Regions from separate parts of the Mus musculus genome. Here region 2 is linked to region 1. The links are chromatin loops, found by intact Hi-C in ENCODE. Cell type or tissue: heart. All regions are shown on one strand. Each heading gives the region's core, and the rest is flanking DNA. Links, peaks and the distances in the headings are about the cores only. Region 1 has its middle 37 kb from the start of Gm35143. Region 2 holds the start of Gas1 (growth arrest specific 1).

Region 1 (12,067 bases), core at 4,262-9,261:
GTGGACAGTATAGTGTATACCTGGAAAGCAGAACAAGGAACCAGCCATGAAACCCAAAGAAGGATTTATAAGCAGAATATGCTGACTGCATAAGAAGAATATTTTCAGTCAATAAAGGAGTAAGCTTTAGATAATGTACATACAAGTAAAAATAGACAAAATTGCAGTCTGTATGAAAGACTTCAAGACAAATACAAATTAACCAATTAAATTAACAAATTAAATGAGTGGTAGATATTCCCTGCTATCTTTTCTGCTGTGTTAGTCAGAGTTCTTTAAAGGAATAGAACTGATAGATGGATGGATTGATGGATGGATGGATGGATGGATGGATGAATACATACTTAGATACATACATGCATGCGTGCATGCATACATACATAAATACATATGCATATATGCATACATACATATATACATAACAATACAACAATACATACATACATAGATGCATACATATGCACATACATACTTAGATACATACATACATATATGCATACATGCACACATACATGGATGGATGGATAGATACATGCATACATACATACATACATAGATACATACATACATGCATACATGCACACATACATACATAGATGGATAGATACATACAAACATACATAGATACTTAGATACTTATATACATGCATGCATACATACATATATACACACATAGATACATACATGCATAATACATAGATACATACAGAGATAAATAGGTAGAAACATACATACATATACATGCATACTTAAATACATACATGAATACATACATACATGCACACATACATACATAGATGGAGGGATACATACATATATACATACATACTTAGATGCATACATTAATACATGCATGCATAATACGTATACACACATAGATGCATGCATCATACATAGATATATACATACATGCATAGATAGATAGATAGATAGATAGATAGATAGATAGATAGATAGATAGATAGATAGATAGAGGTAGAATTTATTAGAATGGCTTGCAGGCTGTGGTCCAGCTAGTCCAACAATGCTGTCTACCAATGAATTCAGTAGTTGTTCAGCACACGAGGTTGGATGTCTTAGCTGGTCTTCAGTATATGTCAGAATCCCAAGGAAGCAAAGCAAGAGCAAGCAGGCAAAGAAGAGAAGCCTTTTCTCTCCCACACCCTCTATATAGGCTGTGGCAGAAGATGTGATGCAGATTAAAGGTGGATCTTCCCGCCTCAAAAGATCCAGATTAAAAGTGTGTCTCCCAGCTTCAAATGATTCAACCAAAGGGGGAAAAATCCCTCCCAGGTGTGCCTGGTCACTTCAATTCCAGATGTAGTCAAGTTGACAACCCAGAATAGACATCACACCTGCCTTACAAGTGTCACCATGATCATGCAAGTACCCGCAACATGTTCAGCTCTGAATAGGGCATTGGGAGGTGGGAGGGATAACCTCAGCCCTTAACAAGCACATTACATCAATATCGAAACCAAACAGGAGGGGAGAGATGGCTCAGGGGTTAAGAGCACTGACTGCTCTTCCAGAGGTCCTGAGTTCAAATCCCAGCAACCACATGGTGGCTCACAACCATCTGTAAAGGGATCTAAAGCCCTCTTCTGGTGTGTCTGAAGACAGGTACAGCATACTCATATACATTAAATAAATAAATAAATAAACAAACAAACAAACAAATAAATAAATGTAAAAAAGAAACCAAACAAATGCGTCTGAAAACACCTGCAAAATAGTGCACAGCCCAGTGCACAGCCAAACCATGAGTCTACTGACAGGATGTACCTAGACATTCTGTTGCACGAGCTTCAAGACCATTGAGAGACACAAATGAAAGATCAAGAGAAATTTTGCTGAGCCATGAACCTGGGGGATAAAAATTACATTCAGCCACATGTAGGAGTGAAAACAGCACAGGAATTCACAAGACATGTGAAATGTTACTACTCACAGGCAGCACAGATGTTGCTTGCAAACAGAAGTGGGCTTGAGAGTCTGATACAGGACCTGGATGACAGAGAAGGCTAGGCAGAACGGGCCAGGCTGGAAGGCCACTGAGATTTGTGGGATGCTTTTCCATCCTGAAGGCCCTGAACAAACCTATTCTGTGCTTGTCACCCAGTCCTGTTACCTGTGTCCTCCTTGTTATTCAGCCACAACAGCCAAGGAGAAAGGACGATGCTTTATTAAAGTGCTGTAGAAAGAAACCAATATCCACAAATGAAGGGTCCAAGGCTCAGCGGGGGCATCAACGGCCAGGCTGCACCCAACAGCCTTGAACTTTCCCCTAAGGGGTCTGAGCCCTGTGTGGTTGGTTAGGAAACAAAGCTCTGGACACCAGAGTTTTGGAGGACAGAGGAAAAGGAGAGGGAAGATAGTGTGTGCATTGGGGGTTGGGGGGGGTGTCTTGTTAAGTTTATGGCCGATTAACATTTGCCATAAAGCAGACTCCATCGTTCAGAGAGGCAATCTCAATATTAACCGCAGCTCTTTGATTGACAGAGTGCTTTTCTGCCCTCCACGGCTGTCAGGGACCATTTAGCTCTCTCTCTATTTCCCAAAAGTGATGCCTGTTCTAATGGGTAGTCTAAACACATGGGTTATACATAGGGAGGCCTGACTTAGATGCATTTCATTGGAGCAGAGCTTGCCTCTGTCAGGAGCTGGAGGGAGGGCTCAGCCAATCAGGACAGTACACCCTGTGTATGAGAACAGAGTGGAAGGAAACCAGGGGAAGGAGCCAAGAGGCAAACAGAGGAGAGAGCAGAGGTCAAGGAGGAGGGGCAGAGGAGGGGGATAGCAAGATTGAACTCTGACATGCGCTGAAAATACAAAGTTAAAAATCCATTTAACTGAAGCATAAACAGTGTATACTTACATGGTTTGGAAGGGGACTGCAGTGAAAAGTCCTCCCCTGTCCAAAGCTTCAGTGTTGAGAGGACCTTTCCGGCACTAGAGTCAGTCTATGACTACCTTCCTATGGTAAAGGCACTCAGAATCCATTCTTCTTGTTTGGTTTGGTTTGATACGAATGCCATTCACCTTATGTTCAGCTGCCCTAAAATACAACGGCTTGCCAGGACTCCCTCCTCTCAGAATCTAATCTCAGAATCAGACTAGCTATGACCAGTCAGACTGGCTCCTACTCACCCCTACTCCCCCAACCTCCCACCCCTCCCCACCCCTGCTCCCCAGCATCTTGGGACCATTCTACTCTCAACGTCTGAGTCAATTTCCTTAAAACTTTTCTTTTTCTTTCAGGGTACATCTGGTCATAAATGAAAATGTGAAGCCTCATTTTTCAGACTTGAAGTGAATTTCATAATTTCTAAGAACTCAGCCTGGGCTCTGACTATCTCAACACATCTTATATTTCATTTTCAACTTATTTTGCTTCTTTTACAACAGATCCAAGCAGCACATATAACACACAACAAAATTTCTGTTTTCTGAATTCTTTTAAGTGGGTTCTCTGCTCTCTAGGGCCAGTATAACCAGTGCCATGATGTTCTTCACTTTGGGAAAGAGTCAGTATTCAAATATAAATCTAATACATGTACTAAATGATGGCTATGAAGTTTTTTAATGGGCTCACTCTTCTAACTCGACACATGTTCATAGTAAACTGAAATCTAACTAACAAAGTCATCTAACTTTGTCTTCTGAGGTGGAAGTAGTGGTAGTAGCTGTGGAACCTAGAGCCTCATGCAAGCACTGTATTCTAAGTCAAAGCCACAGCTCTTAATTTTACCTCATATAATTTGGTCAAAGTCATGAAAACTAAACAAATTAGAAACTTTCAAGAAAAATTATCAAATCTTACAAACCTGAAATAAGCAATGTTAAGTATCTAAAGATAATTACTGTCAGAGAATTTCAACAAATACACAGAGAGAGAGAAAAGAATAAAAACTGATGGGTAGACAGGTAAGCAGAAGGCAAATAAGAGATGAGAGATGATAGAGAGATGAAAGATAGATAGATAGATAGATAGATAGATAGATAGATAGATAGATAGATGGATGGATGATAGATGGTCGATAAATGATAGGTACATGGATATATTGATAGGTAGATGGATGATAGATAGATAGATAGATAGATAGATAGATAGATAGATAGATAGATTGATAGGTAGATAAATAGATGATGGATAGTAGTGGATAGATTGATAGGTAGATAAATAGATGATAGATAGATAGATAGATAGATAGATAGATAGATAGATAGATAGATGATAGATAGATAGATAGATAGATAGATAGATAGATAGATGGCAGATGATAGACAATAGATAGATGATAGATGGGTAGATAGACTGAGAGATAGGTATATAGATAGACAGGCGATAGTTAGATGATAGGTAGATGGATAGATATATTGGTAGGTAGGTAGATAGTAGATAGATGATAGATAGATAGATAGATAGATAGATAGATAGATAGATAGATAGATAGATAATAGGTAGACAATAGATAGATGATGAATAGGTGGATAGATAGATAGATAGATAGATAGATAGATAGATAGATAGATAGATAGTAGGTAGATAGTAGATAATAGACAATGGCTAGATAATAGGTAGTTAGATGATATAAGTAGATGAAATAAATGATTTGGATAGATGTGTCATTTTTAAAAAATTATTTATGTGATGGTATTTTGCTCTGTGTGTTTCCTGGATCCATGGAGGCCAGACAAGGGCTTCAGATTTCTCAGAACTAGAGTTATAGACAATTGTGAGCCTCTATGTGGGAGCTAGGAACTGAATCCCGATTCTCTGAACAGTCAGAGACCAGGGATGTAAGTCAGAGGTAACACAGTTGCATAGTATGCATGGGGCCCTGATATGAACCCTAGACTACAGAGAACAGACATGCCCACAAGCCAATCTGCTGTAGTCAATTTGTCTATGGAGGCTCCCCCTTTCCAGGTGTGTCTGAGTTTGTGTCATGTTGACAAAAGCCCGCACAAACAGGAACTTTAGTTATCTACTTCTGGATAGCCTGCTTGCGATTTTTGGAGGGCACACTTAGATTATCTCTCAGATAGACTCTTGCCAAACCCATTCCCTAGGGTCCTTCTTGCTCCAACCTCACTCTTCTCAGGTGTGTCTAGGTTTGTGTCACATTGACAAAAATGAGGTCACCAAGAGAGCAGTTTGAGCACTTTCTAAAGCATACATTTGAGGTTTACAATGGTAAGAACTCAGGCCTGGGTGAGTTCCCTGGGTCCAATCCCATATACCACCACTTTCAAGCTCTATGACTTTGAAAACGCTACTTCTCACATGGGTAGAGTTCAGATCTTTACCGAGGGGATTAAGTTAAAATGCCCACAAGCCAACGTGAGGCAATTCCTCAACTGGGGCTCCCTCTTCTCAGGTGTGACTAGGTTTGTGTCACATTGACAAAAATGAGGTCACCAGTATAGATGGACCCTGACCCAAAATAACTGGTGTCATTGTAAGAGGGGTGTTAAGACACAGGCACAGGGTGATCATGGGAATGCATGTGCAGAACATGGTCCTCTGAAAGTGAAGGAGGCAGGACAGGTTCTAGAAGAGCCTGCCCCAGATGACACCCTGGTCAGAGGGGATGTATCTCGTTGTTTAAGCCACGCAGGCCTGAGGAATGTGGTTACTGGGGCTTTAACTGATACATGTATACTACTGCCTCAAGCTTAATCGTCTGCACTGAAAAAGTAGGAAATGATATCTACCTCCCAAAATTGCCAGGGAAATCTGTAACATATTGCCTGGCACGTGGAATGTCCTACGGAGGAGAATAACGGCAGTTAGCCCATGCTGAGGCATCCCTTCTTCCATGAGGGACCAGCCACAGGACAGTATAGTATAGAGTAGAATTTATTCAGGGCATGGGGAGGGGAGTTAAAAGGGTAGTAGAGGCAGAGAGAAAGTAGAGAGTGGAGAGCAAGAGGGCAAAGGGCAAGAGAGAAAGGAGGGGGCAAGCAGCCCCTTTTATAGTGGGTCAGCCGTACCTGGCTATTGCCAGGTAACTGTGGGGTGGAGCTTAGACAGGATGCTAATGAGGGTGGTGGGTAATTCCTGTTCTAAGTTCCTCACTGGCTCCCCACTACCCAGAAAAGAAAATCCAACCATGTTAGCATGGCTCCATGATCTAGTTCCACAGCTCTCCACTCCCCACTTGCAGACGCTGTAACCATTCTGAACAGCTTAGCTACAGCACCATGTTGTCTGGCTGCCCTGAACTTTGCATCCTTGTGGCTTTCCCCTCCTTTGCAATTCTGTTCAGACCAAATATTCAGTGCAGGTGTCTTCTCAAGAGGCCTTTCACTGCCTACTTCTGCCCCCTGCTGAAACAGGTGCCCACAGCACTCCATCTTACTTCGACTGGGTTACAATATCCCTGTGTAACGAGTGTTCCTGCCCTATCACTTTCCCGGTGGGTTCTGGGTTCCCTGAGAGTTCAAACCTGATTCATTAAGTCCCCAACATAGATCCTGGCATAGCCCATGAGCTAATCATGAACTATGATCTGTTGAATGAATGAGTGATTCCCTTCGTGGGCAAAGGGCCTTATGAATGCTCCTATGGTACACTCTGGAGCTCGACAACACATTCAGTGCACACGCAGGCCCCAGTATCAGCCAAGTCACATGCAAATAACTGCACGCATCAAAACAATAAGAATGTTGGTTTGTTTTTTAAAGTTATATTCAGCTGGAAAAACCTTGGTGTGCAAGCAATTTACCTGCATAAGCCTCAAAGGGTAACACTTTTTAGAAAAAGAAGATAGGATATGTTCTGAAAAACTAAGGAATTTATTTACAAGCATTCTCAGGGCATTTTTGGCCACCAAGCATCTCTCTCAAATAAAATGCCAAGAATGTTTCTGAGGGCAGCAAACACCTATCACTCACTTGGGGGGGCTCATCTCCGTGCTCCTGTCACCACAGGGGCTCCTCTGTGCTTTACAGTCCTGCTTTCTCTGCTGAGGGAACAGCAGCCCTGAGCAGGAGATCTCAGAGCTCAGTCTACACTACAGCCATTTTCCCACATAAAGGCTGGCCAGGCTCTCCTGGTCGAAGAGGGCATTGTGTTCCCCCAAACACTGGCATGGTGGGTCTCTGTGAACTCAGCACCAGGAGTTCTGGACTAGTGACTTCTACACTCTCAGATTCCATTTTGGCTTTAGCTACAAGAACCTGGAATCACGACAGTGCATTGATCTCTCTCTCTCATACACACACTTATCCTCAGAAGATACTTCCCCAGACCCCTTCAGCAGAGGTCGGACCGAGTTCTCTATGCTTGCACAGCTCTGTCTAATCTCTGTACTTGCACACCTATGTTGAACCTCTATGCTTACAAACCTATGTTTACTCTGTTTACACACCCATGTTTAATCTCTATGCTTATACACCTATGCCTAAAGAATAAGTTAGGCATAGGGAAATAGCAACAACAGCTACTCGTAATGAGGTAGACTAACAGGGGCCAGAGAGACTGTTCAGTGGTTAAGAGCCCATACTGTGTTTGCAGAAGACCTGAGTTCAGCTCCATTACCTATGTCAGGCAGCTCACATCTGCCTGTAAATCCAGCTCTGATGACTTAACACCCTCTTCTAACCTCTGTGGGCACCTGCACTCACACACACACACACACACACACACACACACACACACTCAAAAATAACTATTAAAAATAGAACAACTATACCAATCTATAGCAAGATACTAACAAACATCACTATTCCCATTCTTTGGAGCCAATATTAAATAAAAAAGGGGGTCACTTGAACACAAACACTGAGTTATAGATACCCAGCATGGGGGATTTTTTCACACCTTGGACGCACGGAGTAGAACAGACCAAGCAATCATACACTCATCAGGCTTATACACAGTTTAGAACATGGTTTTTCTTCACATTCGTGGACAATGGTTAGGGTCAGATGACTAGGACTGCAGAGGGGGAAGCTGTGTTGAGAAGGCATGGCTGTACACTGAACTGCTGACTGGTAACCTCACCGACTAACACTGCTGCCACCCCTCCTCCCTCTTGAACACAACATGAAATTGTCAGACTCCCTCAGGAACTTATCCTACTTTCAGAGAGCCTGAGAGTGGGCTCTGAAGAGGCCCTTGCTGCAGACCCTGGCCCTACTCATAACACCTGTGTCATCTCCCCGTGCCTCAGTCTCTTTATCTATGAAATGGAGACAGCCAAATGATTCAATGCATGTGAACAGAATGCAAGTTGTAAAGTTCACAACAGACTCTATTTTTAGGGGAGAAGATTTGTGCCTGGTACAATTGAGGTAAAACTTGTTCACTACCCCAGCAGCTACTAATCTTTTGAAAGCAACCTGAGAAGTTTAAAATATATGACATAATTAAGAAAATATATTTGTTCTTGCCATGTAAAGACTTATTTTTTAGTACTAGAATCATCTAAAACCATATAACGTGTGTACATACCACATGCATGTTTTACATACAAGCACACAGATACACATACAAGTTCATTAATACATACAAGCTATATCTGTCTTAGGAATAAAGTTGCATTAATATTCTACCTAAAAATGTGTTTCTTCTGTTTTAAACTGAGTGACTTGAAGCCAGGTATGGTACATCATGCCTTTTATCCCAGCACTCAGGAGGTTGGAGCAGTCAGATCAAAGCCAGTCTAGGCTACATGAATTCCAGGGCAGGCTACAGAGTGAAGCCCTGTCTCACAAAAACAGGTACCATAGTTTGATGCTGCAAATCCTGTTTACCAAACTACCGGCTCTTGCATTTTGCTAGGTTTAAGAATTCAAGTCTCCAAGGCAGAGAGCCATGCGCTAATGACCTTTGCTTCATAAGGAGTATCAGCAGTTTGTGCTGAGTAAGGACTCTGACATCAGATCATGTGGGTGAAATGCCATGGCTCCTGTAGCTGTTTCAAAGGTGACATTCTGCAACCATTTGCCTGACAACAACAACCAGAAGGTCAGAATAGTACGCAGAAAAATAAAAATGCCTCTTGTTCTTCAAGTGTGATACAAATTCCCTGTCCAAGGCAACACGTTGGGTGTGGGATCGCATACAGGAGAACGCTTGTGCAGGTGATGGGCACAGATACTCTGGAGAGCCACAGAACATGACATAAATAAATAACTGCTGTGCTGTAGATTCTTAGCTACCCAGGCAAAGAGCAGCTCGCTGCAAATGTGCAAGCTCAGAAGGGATGCTCACCTTCAGGCTGTGGTGGGTGTGTACTCTCAGCATCAGCTGCCGCCTGCAGGGCCACCAGAGTCTATGCAGCATCTGCCAGTCACAGAGATCCAGGTGAGAAAGAAAACAGACCTACCAGCCACTTTCAAATGGCAGGGTTCATACCTTCAGTGGAAACACGTAGGCTTCACAATGCCCACTAAGCCATCTATTGCTCCACTCTTTGTTCTTTTCAAAACAATTTTAGACTCTTGGGGGCTTCTGCCTTTGTGTGAGTGTCACGGCGCCTGCCGATCAAGTGAGGCATGTCTGTGTAGCTCCAACTCAGCTGATAGAAACTGTAGCAAGTCCAACAGCTAACACATCAAGCTGAGCTTTGACAAGGTTGAAGAAACTGCACAGTATGCTTTTAAAAGTTGACGGTGATCCCTATGGAGACGCTCAAGACTTCAGTACAGGCTACCCAGCATGCACTGGAGCCAAGGAGGTGAGGTTTGAAGTGAGTCTTGAAAGTTGGATGACAGGCATCTGTCTAAGAGATGGACAGCCTTGCAGTGTGAATTAGGGGGTGGGAGGAGTACAGTTTCAGGGCACAGAAAAGCAAGCAGCTAAGTTCCGAAGTTGGGAACCAGCTTAGTGTACTTACAGAAAGTCAGGAAAGAAGCCAGCGTTGAAACCTGCATAAAATTAGGCTGCCTCGGGTGAGACCGAGCCTACCCACCCTGACTGACACGCCAGGGCTTGTCACTACGAACTGTTTTTCCTGGTGCTTCAGGCAAACTCAGTACCAAAGGAGCGACGGACCTTCATTTTATACTCTGTGATTGCAAGGTGGTCTCTTATCATCATCTCTTATCATAATTCTGCATGATGATGTCATAATCCGTTTGCATGTACCTACGCACTCCCTTTTCCTTAAGGATGTAAAAGAAGATTGGGTTTTTTTGAAGATAATACAAAGCCCAGCAAAAGACCATAAAACTTCATGAGATGAGAGAAATAATAATATACAGATGAGAAGGAGACAAAGATGAACTCGGCACTCATTACAGACCACACAGAGCTCTTTGCCTCCCGACAGCATGAAGAGAGACTTGATGGTGACAGGAACTTGGTCATTTAATCTGTCATAGTCACACATACCAGTAAGCCATCAGCGGCATGAGGGATCATCCGCATCCCGCCCTGTCATTTTAGGAGGTGTCAGGTGAGGCTCTGCAGCCAGCAAGTATGATCACAGAACTGGGCAGGGCAGACTGAAGCAGCTTTCAGAACTAAGGGAACTCCTTCAAGGGGGGAGATTAAGAATTGGAAGCATGCACTCAAGGCGGGGACCCCCGCCATTTCATCATGCACAAATGCTGGGGAGGGGCTCATCAGGCCCCACCCTTCACCCTCACTGAGGGACTGTGAGCAGTCAATAGCCACTGGAGCTGTGGGTGTTGTTAATCATGTGACCGCTGATAAGCTGCCCACGCTCCAGTAAACGAGTCGCGAACTCATGTTCATGCCAAAAACCATAATTAGACATAAATAGGGAGTACAGTCCAAAGCAGAAAGGGGTTTGCTGGCAAGAAAGGTTTCAGTAGGAGACGGAAAAGCGTGAGAGAGGGTGATGAGGACGAAGAGACCCACTGCACCCCCCCAAATAAATACATACACATATAAATTATTAAGGAATAAAATTTTTAACTTATTTTTTAAAAAGCAAACCCATGACTAGATACCACCTTCCATATGGTCTAGAGGGTCCTTCAACAGGTGATGTTTCTTCTGCAAAAGCTATTGTGGAGATGTGAAGGAAGGAACACTTTAGGTTCCCAAATAGCTTGTCTAGCTACTGTTGCCATGTGCTGGCTCAACCCCAGAAACCAGCACAAGGCTGGTGGGACAGCGAGACACCTGCACTCTGCACATCCTTCAGCATCGGACCCACTGCCGAGTGTGTGTGAGATCACCGCACACTCGCTCCCCGATGCGTTGACACAGGAGGTTTTTAGTTGGGGGTTTATTTGCCTTAGGGAGTGGCATGACCACATATCCTCATCCTGTGGAGAACGTGTTTTCAGTAAAGCTATAATTCAGTCATTTGGGTCTCTTTATTTATGAGGAACGGCTCCCTGGGTTAACTTTATATTGTCCCAAAGGAAGAAAGGCACAAAATGTAGGCATAGTTAGCTGAGGACCGCTAGACATAGCTGCACTGTCCCGCCATAGTGTAGCAAGAAATAAATAGGACATCACAGCCATGTGATCAATGGTAATAAGAAGAATAAGAATTCTAAAAGACACAAACTAGAATGGAGACAGCCACATGAGGTGTTCTGGGAGATTTGGGAAGAAAGGAAAGCAGCAGTCACAGCTACACACAAGTCAGCGGAGGGCTCTCCTTAGCTACGGTGAGGGTCATGCTCCTGTCGGAGGACATAGGGCAGGAGCCAGGTCTGCAGCTGCTCCCTTCTCCAGCTGCTCATCTCTGTTCAGGCCCTGGGCCAGATGTATGCAGGGCTTGCTTAGTTGATTACTGGAGTCACTGAGCAGAAAACCAGTGCAAGCACAAGGACCAGGGTTCCATGCCCAGAATCCTGGGATGTCCTGTGCTCAGAGCTACATAGCTGAGGAGGTGGAGCCAGGAGGGTCCTCGAGGTTCGCTGACCAGCCAGTCTAGAATAATTACTTAGCTGCAGGCCAATGAGAAGCCCTATCTTTAATAATGTGGACAGTGTTTCTGAGAATGATACCCAGCATTGTTCTCAGAATCCATGTGTATATATACACACACACACACACACACGCATGCACACATACATACACGCACACATGCACATTCACACATGCACACACCCATGTGCACACATACAC
Region 2 (12,067 bases), core at 3,228-8,227, 220 kb before region 1:
GAGGCTTGCTTAATCTTTATTTATTTTTGTTTACTTGCTTGTCAATACTTAAAAAAACAAAAGTTATCATTTCCCCCCAGAGATAATTCTATAATTCCATCTATGAAGTTTGAAAGTTTACTAATCACAAAAGTGATTAGTTAAGCAGAGATATGCTTAAGAAATATACACCAGCCCACCCACCTCCACATCCCATGGTCCCCGGAGAGAAACTGAAGTGCAGTGGCGTTAGTCTCAGACATATGTGCTTTGAAAAAGCAAGCGTGTGCCTCTCAGATGCTTCCCTGCTTGAGAACTTGTGGCCTGCAGGATGACTTGAAAGACACACACTGCTGTTCAGCAAGGACGAAAGCATCCACGGAACCGGAAGCAGTGAAGAGCGAGGAAGTGTGGACTGGAGCAAACTTTCCTTAGAATTACCAGACCTCCAGCGCACATGGAGATAGCCTTTGAAAGAGACAAGACTAATGACTGGAGTTGTTTTGTCTCTGACATGACTTTGACCTGGCTTGTTGGTCATGAGCCCATGACTTGACCTGGTTGATCAAGTCGAGGGTTCATTTCCTGTTGGAATATCTGTTCTTCCCGTTTTTCCAACAAGTTACTTCCTTTCTAGGAAGCAGCAGAGAAGTGATAACAATGGCCTTGGGGATGAATGAGCTAGGCATCCAACGTGTGAAATGTAGAGTTCAACAGTCAATGATTTTCAGACCTACTGAGTGTTTGCCTCACACAAAAGCCTTCGTATTTTTTGGTCATCAAAAGCAACAATAAACAAAGCAAGTTATTGTGGATCTACCACTTAAGATGCCTGTGTTTTAATGACTCTTGACAATTCAGCCAGCCAGCTAGAGCACTACTAAATTCCTAGTTCACTTTCCTCTAACTTCAAGAGGGGGGACCCATGTTCACCAATGTAAGTCTCATTTCACGCATGAGGATTTCAGAACTCTCTTTTTCTTTAAGGACATGGGTCTCTGTTGGTTTTTCTATAGAACAAATGATGTGTGCCAGTTCTGAGTTTACAAGCTGGCTTAAGAAGTCAAGAAGTTGTCATGCTCCATCTAAACCACTCCATTAGGGGTGTGTGTGTGTGTGTGTGTGAGAGAGAGAGAGAGAGAGAGAGAGAGAGAGAGAGAGACAGAGACAGAGAGACAGAGAGAGAGAGAGAGAGAGAGAGAGAGAGAGAGAGAGAGGAATCCCCCTAGATACCAGCAATTTCCATCTTTTGGTTATGATGGGAAGCATTTTGTCATCTCCCACCACATACAGAACCATATTAAATGTGGTCTTAAGCCCACATCCTGTGTTATTCTTAATGGTACTTTGGGTTGACTGGGCTAAGATTTATTGTTCTTCTTGGGACAATACCAGAGCTCAGAAAATATTAGTAATGTGTCTACTGTTTAGCTTTTTAAAAAGAAGGACCTTGGCTCCTAATAGCACTGTGGTTGTTTGAATGAAAATGACCCAAAGACTCATAGGGAGTGGCACTGTTAGGAGGCATGGCTTTGTTGGAGTAGATGTGGCCTTGTTGAAGGAAGTGTGTCACTGGGCGGGGGGGGGGGGGGGGCAGATTTTGAGGTTTCAGATACTTAAGCTAGGCCCAGTGTCTCTTTCTGATGCCTTTGGAATTCTCAGATCCTTCTCCATCACCATGCCTGCCTGCATGCTGCCATGCCTCTATGACAATAATGGACCAAACCTCTAAACTGTAAGCCAGCCCCAATTAAATGCATTCCTTTATAAGAGTTGCCATGGTCATGGTATCTATGCATGGCTACAGAAACTCTAAGGTAGACACCATCATGAGAGCAAGTGTCCCTTTCAGTTCTATTCCTCACCCAGTTCCGATTCCTCCTTGTAATTCCTCTAGCCTGTGTCTACAACTGAGGATCATATGTGAGCTCTCAGCCACCACTCCAGCACCATGCCTGCCTGCTACCACTCTTCCCCACCATGCTAATCATGGACTGATACTCTGAAACTACTGGGGAGTAAAATGCCAGGTGGGACTTCAGGAGTGAGAAGTCAATAAGAGGAGAGGTGGGGGGGGGGAAGGATGGAAAGAGGGAGGGAGGGGAGGAGGGAGGGAGGAAGGGAGGGGGAAGAAGGAGGAAGGGAAGGAGGGAGGGAGAAACGGGAGAGGGGAGGAGGGAGAGAAGGGACAGGGAAGGAAGGAGGGAACGGAGAATCCATAGACATGGTGTCCTTAAAGAGTGAAAGCCCAGGACCCAGGAAAGCCTATATTTGAAAGAGGGGAATGCACACAGCCTGCTGTGGCTGCCTGTTCCTCTGGCCTTCCACGTCAAGGCCATGAGTCTGTAAAGATGTCTTCAGGATGAGCACTCGTGACCTCCCTTAGCTCCCACTGAGACCTGAATCAAGGCTAAGATGGATTCATGTGACCAGCAAAGGTGAACTATTTGTAACCTTTAGAACAAACACAGTCAGAACATTCCCCCAGTAAGCAGCTCTGAAGCATCAGTAACACTGCACGCACGCGCGCATACACACACACACACACACACACACACACACACACACACACACACACGCACGCACGCACACACGCACGCGCGCACACGCACACGCGCACGCACGCACATGCACACACACGCACACGCACACACACACACGCGCGCGCGCGCACACACACACACGCACACACACGCACGCACACACACACACACACACACACACACACACACCGCCTTAAATCTTGTTGGAAATGCAGACTTTCAGGCCCTCCAGGGTTTTAGCTGTCAGAGATTCAAAGAGTTAGGAATCCAGATATGAACACAAGGTCTCCAGATGATTCTCCTGCAGGGTGTCTTGAGAGCTCTCTAAAGAAGCCAGAAGATGCATCCCAGGGCTGGCTTTCTTCTTAGGAGCTCAGGATCACAGATTGTTAAGGATAAAAAAGGACCTTAGCAAGTGAGCAATCTGACCTCAAAGCAAGTGGCCTGGAGCTCTCAGGATCTAACTAGCTGTCCTTAAACTTGCAGCGATCCTCCCGCTTCTGCCTGGGATAAACAGGCTTGCTGTACCACATCTGGCTAGTTTTTAAGGATAGATTTGCGTTTGTTTTCTATTACTAAATTCATGGTCCTAACCATGAATTAGGGTTAGGGTAGGAGCACGGTGGCTTCACACAGCTCAGTCTGCCTCTCTCATCCTGTGAGGTTTCAGAGACAGCTTCCTCAGCCTAGGCAGCCAGCTTTTCCCAAAAGCCAGGTTAATCCGTCAGGCCCTCACTCTCGCCCTTTCAAACTCTTTAACTCTTTGGAGAGGTGGACAGTCCACTTTCTGAACGCACTGCAGCTGGGGCTTCCTTTGCTTCAGCAGCGATTTAGCCTTAAATTTTGTGACAGACTGAGTTGATAGTCTCACCATGGAAAGGGGAGAGGAAGGAGCCAGTTTTTGACAGGCCACAGACTCGCGGTGCCTCTAGTGGCCAAAAGCTGCATTGCGCCACAGTTAAGGTCGCTTGAGAGAGTCCTGCTCTGACTGCAAAGCCCGCTCTGCTGGTGGCTTTTGCTTTAAACACAGCGAGGAACTGAAACGTGCAGTTTAAAGCACGTAGCGGGTCAATTTACCCTCGTCCTCTGTGCTGTAACTGCAGCCAGGTGGTAGCGCTCAGCATTCCCAGGGTTTTTAATGCTAAGATTTGTCATTGCCGTTCGTATTTAAAAAAAAAAATCGTGAGTAAAGAAATAGTTTCAGTTCTTTGGATTTCTTAGTTTGAAAACGATGTCCAGTGCGAGGGCCTTACCTGCCGGAAAGGGGGACTGAAAGCTGGTGGAAAGTGTCCTTCTTGTGGTGGTGGTAGAGGTCGTGGTTGTGATGGTGGCTCGGTGTGTGTGTGTGTGTGTGAGAGAGAGAGAGAGAGAGAGAGAGAGAGAGAGAGAGAGAGAGAGAGAGAGAGAGAGACAGAGAGAGAGACAGACAGAGAGAGACAGAGAGAGAGACAGACAGAGAGAGAGACAGAGAGAGACAGACAGAGACAGAGACAGAGAGAGAGAGAGAGAACCCGTGTGTGCCCGCGCGCGCAATCTGTGTCTAAGTTTTTAAAGTCTTACAATGAATTCTCAAAACTCCCTGCCTTCGCTATACCCCCCGAGGTGATCAGAACTCAGAGATGAGGAGCCTGAAAATTAAAGTGACTTTCGAACTTTCTCGGATGCAAAGATGGGGGATCAGTAAGAATTAATAAAAGTGTCCCCCCACCCAAACAAAAAGGGGGCGGAGGAAGGGAACAAAAAGGCCGGTGGCTGAGCCGGATGCAGGCAGCTGGCCCTAAGCCCTGCCCGCTGGCTCTGTGCGCGAGCTGGGGTTCGGTATCCCAGCCTCCTGAAGAGTGGGAGGAGCTGGGCCTGTGTCAGGCTCCCTAAGCCGTTCCTTTCAAGCCCTGAATGCCTGAATGTGAGCTGCCCACCGCCCTCCCCCACTCTGCAGCCCCACTCCAGCGGCTCGGAAAAAAAAAAAAAAGTTTCAACAACAACAGGCTGGACCAATAGCAGCTCGCAAAGCCGGGGAAGGGGGCCGAGCAAAGGGCGCCGGAGAGTGGAGAAAGGAGAAAGCGGGCAAGCCTGGAGCGCGCGGGGCCAGGGCTCGGCGAGCCGGAGGAGCGTTGCTAATGTTTTTGTTTGTTTGCTTTTCTATGCATGCATAATGAGGGGGCGCCGCGGCACCACACGGGGGCTCCCGGCCCACTTTTGTATTTAAAGCCTCGCGGCGAGCTAGTCCGCAGCCGGGCTCCGCGGATCCGCTCCCCAAGCTCCGGGTCTCGGAGCAGAGAAACGCTCCGAGTTTCGGGGTCCTCCCTGCGCCTGGCGCCCAGAACTTCCCGGAGCGCGGCCCAGACCGGGGTAGAGGGGGAGGGGACCAAGCGTCCTGGCCGCGGGAAGGCGGGATGCCAGAGCTGCGAAGTGCTACGCGCCGCTGAGCCGGGAACCGAGGAGCCGCCGGCCGCACGACTGTCTGCAGGCGCCTAGCACCATGCACCCCCGGCGCCGCGCGCTCCTGCAGCTTCGCCGCGTCCCCCCGGAACGGCACTGAGCGCCTCCAACCGTCTACCGGACCCGGACCTGCGTCGCCGCGCTTCTCAGGGAGCCCCGGCCGCGGTGCCGGAGCGAACACCCGCCTTTACCAGCCGCGGGGCCGCCGGCATGGATGGATGAGGACGCCCATGCCAGAAGTGCGCGGAACTCGGACAAACTTTTCCAGCGGCCCCGCGGCCGCCACCCGAGCCTCGTCTCCGCTCCGCACCGCGTCCGGCGGCCGCTGCTGCCCGCGATGCTAGCCGCGCTGCTGGGCGGCGCCGGGGCCCGCACGGGGACCTTGCCGGGCGCCTTGCTGTGCCTGATGGCGCTGCTGCAGCTGCTGTGCTCGGCACCGCGGGGCTCGGGGCTAGCGCACGGCCGCCGCCTCATCTGCTGGCAGGCGCTGCTGCAGTGTCAGGGCGAGCCCGACTGCAGCTACGCCTACAGCCAGTACGCCGAGGCTTGTGCGCCGGTGCTAGCGCAGCGCGGCGGGGCTGATGCTCCGGGGCCCGCCGGCGCCTTCCCCGCCTCGGCCGCGTCCTCGCCGCGCTGGCGCTGCCCGAGCCACTGCATCTCGGCGCTTATCCAGCTCAACCACACGCGCCGCGGGCCCGCGCTGGAGGACTGCGACTGCGCGCAGGACGAACACTGCAGGTCCACCAAGCGCGCCATCGAGCCCTGTCTGCCGCGCACCAGCAGCGTGGGCCCGGGCGCGGGAGCGGGCTCGGTCATGGGCTGCACTGAGGCCCGGCGGCGCTGCGACCGGGACAGCCGCTGCAACCTGGCGCTCAGCCGCTACCTGGCCTACTGCGGCAAGCTTTTCAACGGGCTGCGCTGCACAGACGAGTGCCGCGCGGTCATCGAGGACATGCTGGCCGTGCCCAAGGCGGCGCTGCTCAACGACTGCGTGTGCGATGGGCTGGAGCGGCCCATCTGCGAATCGGTCAAAGAGAACATGGCCCGCCTGTGCTTCGGCCCAGATGCGAGCAACGGTCCGGGCAGCAGCGGCTCGGACGGGGGCCTGGACGACTACTACGACGAAGAATATGACGACGAGCAGCGCGCTGGGGCCGCGGGCGGCGAGCAACCCCTGGACGACGACGACGGCCTTGCGCGCCCGGGCGGCGGCGCTGCTGCGGCGGGCGGCCGCGGAGACTTGCCCCACGGTCCCGGGCGCAGGAGCAGCAGCAGCGGCAGTGGAGGCCACTGGGCGAATCGAAGCGCCTGGACCCCGTTTGCCTGTTTGCTGCTGCTGTTGCTCCTGCTGCTCGGGTCACACTTGTAGCTCCTGCGCCCCTGCTGCAGGCTGCTCCAGGCCGGTATGCACGACCCAGCTGGTTCCCGAGCAGGGCACCTGTGGCTCGGAGACCGGAGATGGTCGGGAACACTGACCCACACTCTTCCTGGGTGGACAGGGCCCAGCTCGTACCGCAGCCAACATGTTCGGCCCTCTTCTGTGCGGTTTTCCAGGCTGCAGAGATAACCGGCTGATCTATACTGCCAGCTCTAATCTGCAGAATTCGGGACACCCTGCAAAAGCAAAGGAGGCCTAGACTCAGAGTGCTGAACGGTGGGGGTCTTTCAAGTTCCAATGGACTTGGAGAAGGGATGTTGAGGGAATTAGGTTTGCAAAGGGGCCGGGTTTTTATTTGTCTGTTTGTTTTGTTTTTAAACTGTTTTCCGGTGAGGGAACACATAGTACTGGTAACGACTTAAATTGCTTGTGACCACTGAGAAACACAGCAATCGTAAGTAAATAGAAAAGTTCCCCTTACCGATTCATTCCTGTGCTCTTGGTGTATCTATCCATCGGTAATGCTCAGTGTGGAGCTGGCGATTGCCTTTGGGGGGGGGAGGGGCTTCCCCGAAATTACAACTGCATTATATTCCTAACCCTTCACCTTTAATTTTCCTGCCACCATTCTGATCCCTCTGCACCACGTGTCTTAGAATTAAGGATCCAAAAGAAGAAAAAAAGTTACCATGGTGTTGAACAATGCATGTTTTTTATCCTAAAGCTCGGTACTGCCATCTAGGAAAACCTCTATGATGTTTGTTCTGTTGTCCTTTTTTTTTTTTCCCTCCACCAAGAAATTCTAAATTTGAATATGCAGAGATTGAATATTACCTCTGCCCCTATCAGGGTCTTCCACCCTGGTACGTCGTATATAAACTGTATTAAAACTGGGGTTTCTTACCAGTTGCTGTACTTTGTATATAGAATTTTTTATAAATTGTATGCTTCAGAAAATAATTTATTTTTAAAAAAAGAAATTAAAAGTTTTAAATCTGCATCATTGTTGTATCTCCCCTATCCAAGAAATGTATAGAATACATTGGTCATGAGGAATCCACTCCTGCAGCCCATCCAAGAAATGTATAGAATACATTGCTCACCAGGAACCCGCTCCCGCAGCCCATTTTGAAATGTGCCCTGTGTAGAAGAATGTACAGTGTATTTTACAGATTTGAAGTAACGTTCTTATTTTCAAGAGAATTTATGGACATTGTAGAAATGTATAAATGCATTTCCAAACTGCCTTAAACATTGTATTTTTATAGACATCATTTTTTTAAATCCCGTGTTTAAAAAAAAAAAACTATGACTTTGTGTATTTTTGGTTGTTTTATTAAAAATGCACACACCAGTAAAGAGTTTAAACAGTGTCTATGGTGCAGTTGCTTTCGACAGTTACACTGCATTTAACCCAGTGATGAGGTGGGAGGGCTGTGGAGGGAGGGGGCACTGGAAGTCCATCCAGCTTCAAGTGAGATTAAAACGCAGCACAAGGCAGAGTGTGAGCTAATGCTGCCTTTAATTTAATGAACAATTAGACGTCCGTAAATGGGGCAGCTAAAAAGAATTTGTAACTGGCCTCTGCTGCTGTTGTCATTTGTGAAGAAAATTCACAAAATACTCTGTCTCTTGTGTGAGGATAGCCTCCCCCTCCCTGGGAGACCCACCCTGTGCACCCCCCTCCCCTTTTCTCCTGACCCCCAGGAGTGTCCTCTCTGCCTTCTCATTCAATCAAACATGCCAATAACATCTGTTCCCAATAGGTCTAGGAAGCCTCTGAGACTCAATACTTCAAAGCCATTTTCACACTTTTGGTGAAAAAAAAAATACAAAATTTTGTTACAAAACATTGAGGCGTGCAAAAGTAAACACGGCGTGGAGGGGAGTAATCACCAGGACTGGTAATATTGTCCTGAGGAGCTGTTGAACAGTGGATTGAAGGCTGGGCTTCCGCCAAGCTCCTGATACACACACACTCAAACGCCCTTACATAAATAATTACACTCTTAAGCTGTGTCGAGTGCTGATACACTTGACCTTGTAAATAGAAATGTTTGCAGTAGGAATAAACTCCAGCATTGGAAAATCTTTTAAACATTAACACAAAAGAGAGCACTCTGTCCTCTGGGGATTTGAGCCTGAACCTCGGCAGGCTAGGCACTTGCAAGGGGGAAAAAAAGTTTATTTATCTTCTATTCCTGGTGTTTATTTAAAGCTTTTCATTTTAAACTCGGTGATTGGAAGGCAAGTCGGGAGTTTAAAAAGTCACCACAAATAAACTTTGTCTGAGGGGGTCGACAGATTAGCAAGATCTGGTGTCTCTTTATTTGATATTAGCATGGGCTGAGAAAACAACTAGATTTCTCTGCTGCCTGAGGTAATTAACCAAATTGTGCCCTTTCCCACCTGCTCCCACCCCTACTTCTGAGGCTTTTTTTTTCAAGCCTCTCTCTTTTCCCAGCTATTAGGGAGGGAGTCCAAACCCCTCTTCAGGTCCCCAAAACCAAGATCCACCCCCACCCTGTAGCTGTCATCAGCATGGAGCCCAGGAAAGTGACTGATAGTTCAGTAAAGATAATACTAAGACAAAGCCTAGAACAGTTTTTTGTTTGTTTGTTTGTTTGTTTGTTTGTTTGGTTGGTTGGTTGTTTGGTTGGTTGGTTGGTTGGTTGGTTTTAGAACAGAACAAAGAATATTCTAGAGGCTTGTAAGGGAAATCAACTGCTTTTAAAAAAAATGAAGAGACTACAGGTTAGTAGTGCTCCTGCTCTTTTGCTTAAATGTGTTTAAATCTCCACCGCTGCTATTTTAACACATTCCCCACTAAAAGTTAAGTCTTTGTCACAGTAAAAGGTCCAGCTTCCCCCAGTAATAAGTCAAAGGCAGCACCAGGAAAGGCCCGACAACTAACTGTTAACAATAAACTCACAACTTGATTTTTACAGAGCCCTGTCAGAAGCATCTGCCTAGAATAAATCGTCTCAGCTCACCCTCGGCCAGAGGGGACTTTATGCCTTCTCCCTTAAAAAAAGCAAAGGCTGCAGCCCCGTGTGCCCAGCCTCTGGAAAGACCTGGTGGATGTCAGAGCAGACTGCAAAGATCCTGCCAGGGCAGTGGGCTTCAAGAGTGTGGCATCTTTATACCACCCATCAGCCATCTGCTTCTAGACAGAAAAGATTTTTGCAGATGTTGACATCTGCAATATCTCGGTGTCTCCAGGGAGGCCTTTGGAATTCTGGACATTTGGCAGGCTCCAATGTCTCCTGGAGATGCCTGGAAGTGCCATTAATGAGAGAAAAAGGTAGTTTGGGGCTTTGCTGGAGAATTTCCAAGAAGTTCCCCCAGCCCCCACGCCATGAGAGACAGGGTTTGGATTTCAGGTCTAATCTGTCCTCCAGGCTGTTCCTGTCTCCCCAGTTAGTAGGTTGTGATTCTCTGTGACGGTTCATTTGTCTTTGGAGGCACTTCAGTGACAAATGTTTAAGGGAGTGTGGGACAATGGTCAAGAACAAGGGGGGCAGTTCATTGAACTGAAGTGACCATACAGTAAATAGAAAGAGGTTCAGCTTCACTGCTCGCCCGAGCACACAGCAAGGCTTTTGTATATGATCACAATGGATATAGCATAAGGTCCCTGTTGATTTCTAACAATATATAGCAATGTACACACGCAAGCCCCGTATGTAAAGTGGGAAAATGGCCCTAGGGAAGTGAACTTGTCTACTCAGAGGACACCCCTACACCCGAGTAGAACTCCTACAGTCGCCCATAAGGATGGAAGCAGCTCCTGGCCCCTAAGTGCCACAGAGCGAATGGCCCATTGAGATCTAACATGTCTTGAGGGGATCACGGGTGCCCAGTGGAGTCCACATGAAGACAGCAACGTTCCTCCCTACCCTAGAGAATGAAGGGTGGTAGAAAGCAAGAGAAACCACCACGTGACCTAGAGTGGGGAGGGTTTGTCCCTTCCTTACCTCAAGCTCATGCCTCTACCTCATTCCAGCAACATTACACAGGATCCAAAATCAGGAGACCTTAGAGGGTCCTGAGAACTTCTAGAAACATCTAACAAATCCTCGGCTTTCCAACCTGGGCTTCGCTGTATAAGCATTGAGACTGCGCTGTGAACGCTCCCAAAATATATGGTCCGTGTCTCCTTTTCCTAGGCACAAAAGGGAAGAACGTGCGCACCGCCATTGTTCTTTGACCCCACGCACCAAGAAACATGGGAAATGTTGTCAGTTGACCTGGCTCTCTCCCAGCTACTCCAAGGAGAATGGTGGGAGAGCGTCAGGTTACACAAGCAGTGTGGCCTGGGTTGAGTTTCCAGTGGGGCTCAGTGCGTGCCGGTTAAGTTGGACATCAGTGTATTCTGTTTGAGAGATTGCTTCTGGAAGGGAGTTGACAAAGTTCACTCTTGACGATCCCAATGACATAAGTAATGTGCTGTTTGCATCAGTACCCCCTGAGGCATCCGTTTAATCAATTTCGTAAATAACACAATGATCTACTACAAAATAGTGGACTGTATACACTATATTTTGGCACAAAGATGGTCATTCTCCCACTAGTAACCAGGGGCTCTAAATAAATGATTTCAACAATGTTTTATTAAAGGCGACAAGAGCCCTCGAGCTGCATTAATCGGGGAGAAGTCGAGTGGCACCTTTGTTATGGAAATGTTGCGCACATAATGGCAGGGCCAGACAATGTGAGGCCACTTCATTCTTTCAACCATGCTGACACCTCTTAAAGAGGAACTGCAGGAAAGGATGTGGGAAAGATTTGCTTTCCGAGGAAGCTCTCAGCTAATATTTTGGAGGGCTACCTCTAAACCCTGAGTAAAATTCAGGAGGAAGCTGGAGGGCTGCTGAAAATGGAGAAGGGTTTCCAACCAGGGCCCCGAGTTCCTTCCTTCCTTCCTTTCTTTCTTTCTTTCTCTCTCTCTCTCTCTCTCTCTCTCTCTCTCTCTCTCTCTCTCTCTCTCTCTCTCCCTCCCTCCCTCCCTTCCTTCCTTTCTTTCTTCTCTCTTTCCTTCCTTCTTTCTTTCTTTTTTCCTTTCTTTTTCCCTTTCTTTCTTTTCTTTTTTCTTTTTTTTTTTACATGACATTTCCAAAAGACTGTTTTACAGTTTTTAAAATGCATCAAAGACTCTACCATTTTACTGTATCTCCTGCAGAGTTTGGACAGAGTCTCTTTAAGCAAACTGAAGGGATCTGAAGTCTGTGGACAGATAAAGACAGGTAAATATACACAATTACATCGAAGGCATCTTCATTTATGACCAAAGATAAAACAGTATCTTTCACCAGCACCGCCACTGTGGATACTTTGTGATCTTCTGTTACCAGGGAGTGTCCTTAGTAAGGTGCATAAAGTGTGTAAGGTCTTGGATACTGGTTTCCGAATACCGGAGAGGGCAACATTCCACAAATGACTCTTACTAGATATTTCATCCTGATCAAGCACTATGTCCGTGAGATGTGACCCTTTCTTAGACATAATTCTTTTGCTACATCACTTGCTGTTCCTCTTAGCCTGCTGCTTCTTACTCATCAAAGAGTCCACCTATTTGGAGCATTTTCCTGCAAGAGTATTTGAAAATAGCTTTTCTGGCGGGGTATGGTGGCTCTTACTTTTAGTCCCAGCACTCAGGAGATGGCAGAGGCAAGCAGAATGAGTTCAAGTCCAGCCTGGTTTACACTGTGAATTACAGGACAGTCAG

Evidence for each region. A loop is a pair of places that touch in the nucleus more often than their neighbours do. Peaks named below come from ENCODE experiments on the same cell type or tissue, not always from the same donor. Only the 100,000 strongest peaks of a DNase experiment are listed, where the experiment ranks them.
Region 2: a loop joins it to region 1, with 5 times the contacts of the local background. A loop is called at or near these places in 6 of 42 quality-filtered maps.

What each region holds. Positions count from the first base shown.
Region 1 is chr13:59,947,266-59,959,332 of GRCm38, reverse strand. No RefSeq gene overlaps it. Among named protein-coding and RNA genes, the nearest start is that of Gm35143, 37 kb to the left of the region's middle. In heart, for the core only: a CTCF peak has its summit at 6,338 (motif pointing left); no DNase peak of the experiment used is centred there.
Region 2 is chr13:60,170,050-60,182,116 of GRCm38, reverse strand. Gas1 (growth arrest specific 1) reads left to right here and starts at 4,582. Exons shown (of 1, transcript NM_008086.2): 1 at 4,582-7,712. The coding sequence starts at 5,176. The coding sequence ends at 6,330. In heart, for the core only: CTCF peaks have their summits at 4,696, 6,166 and 7,084; DNase peaks (open chromatin) are centred at 3,466, 4,446, 5,596, 6,286 and 1 weaker place; H3K4me3 peaks cover 5,000 bases; H3K27ac peaks cover 4,263 bases.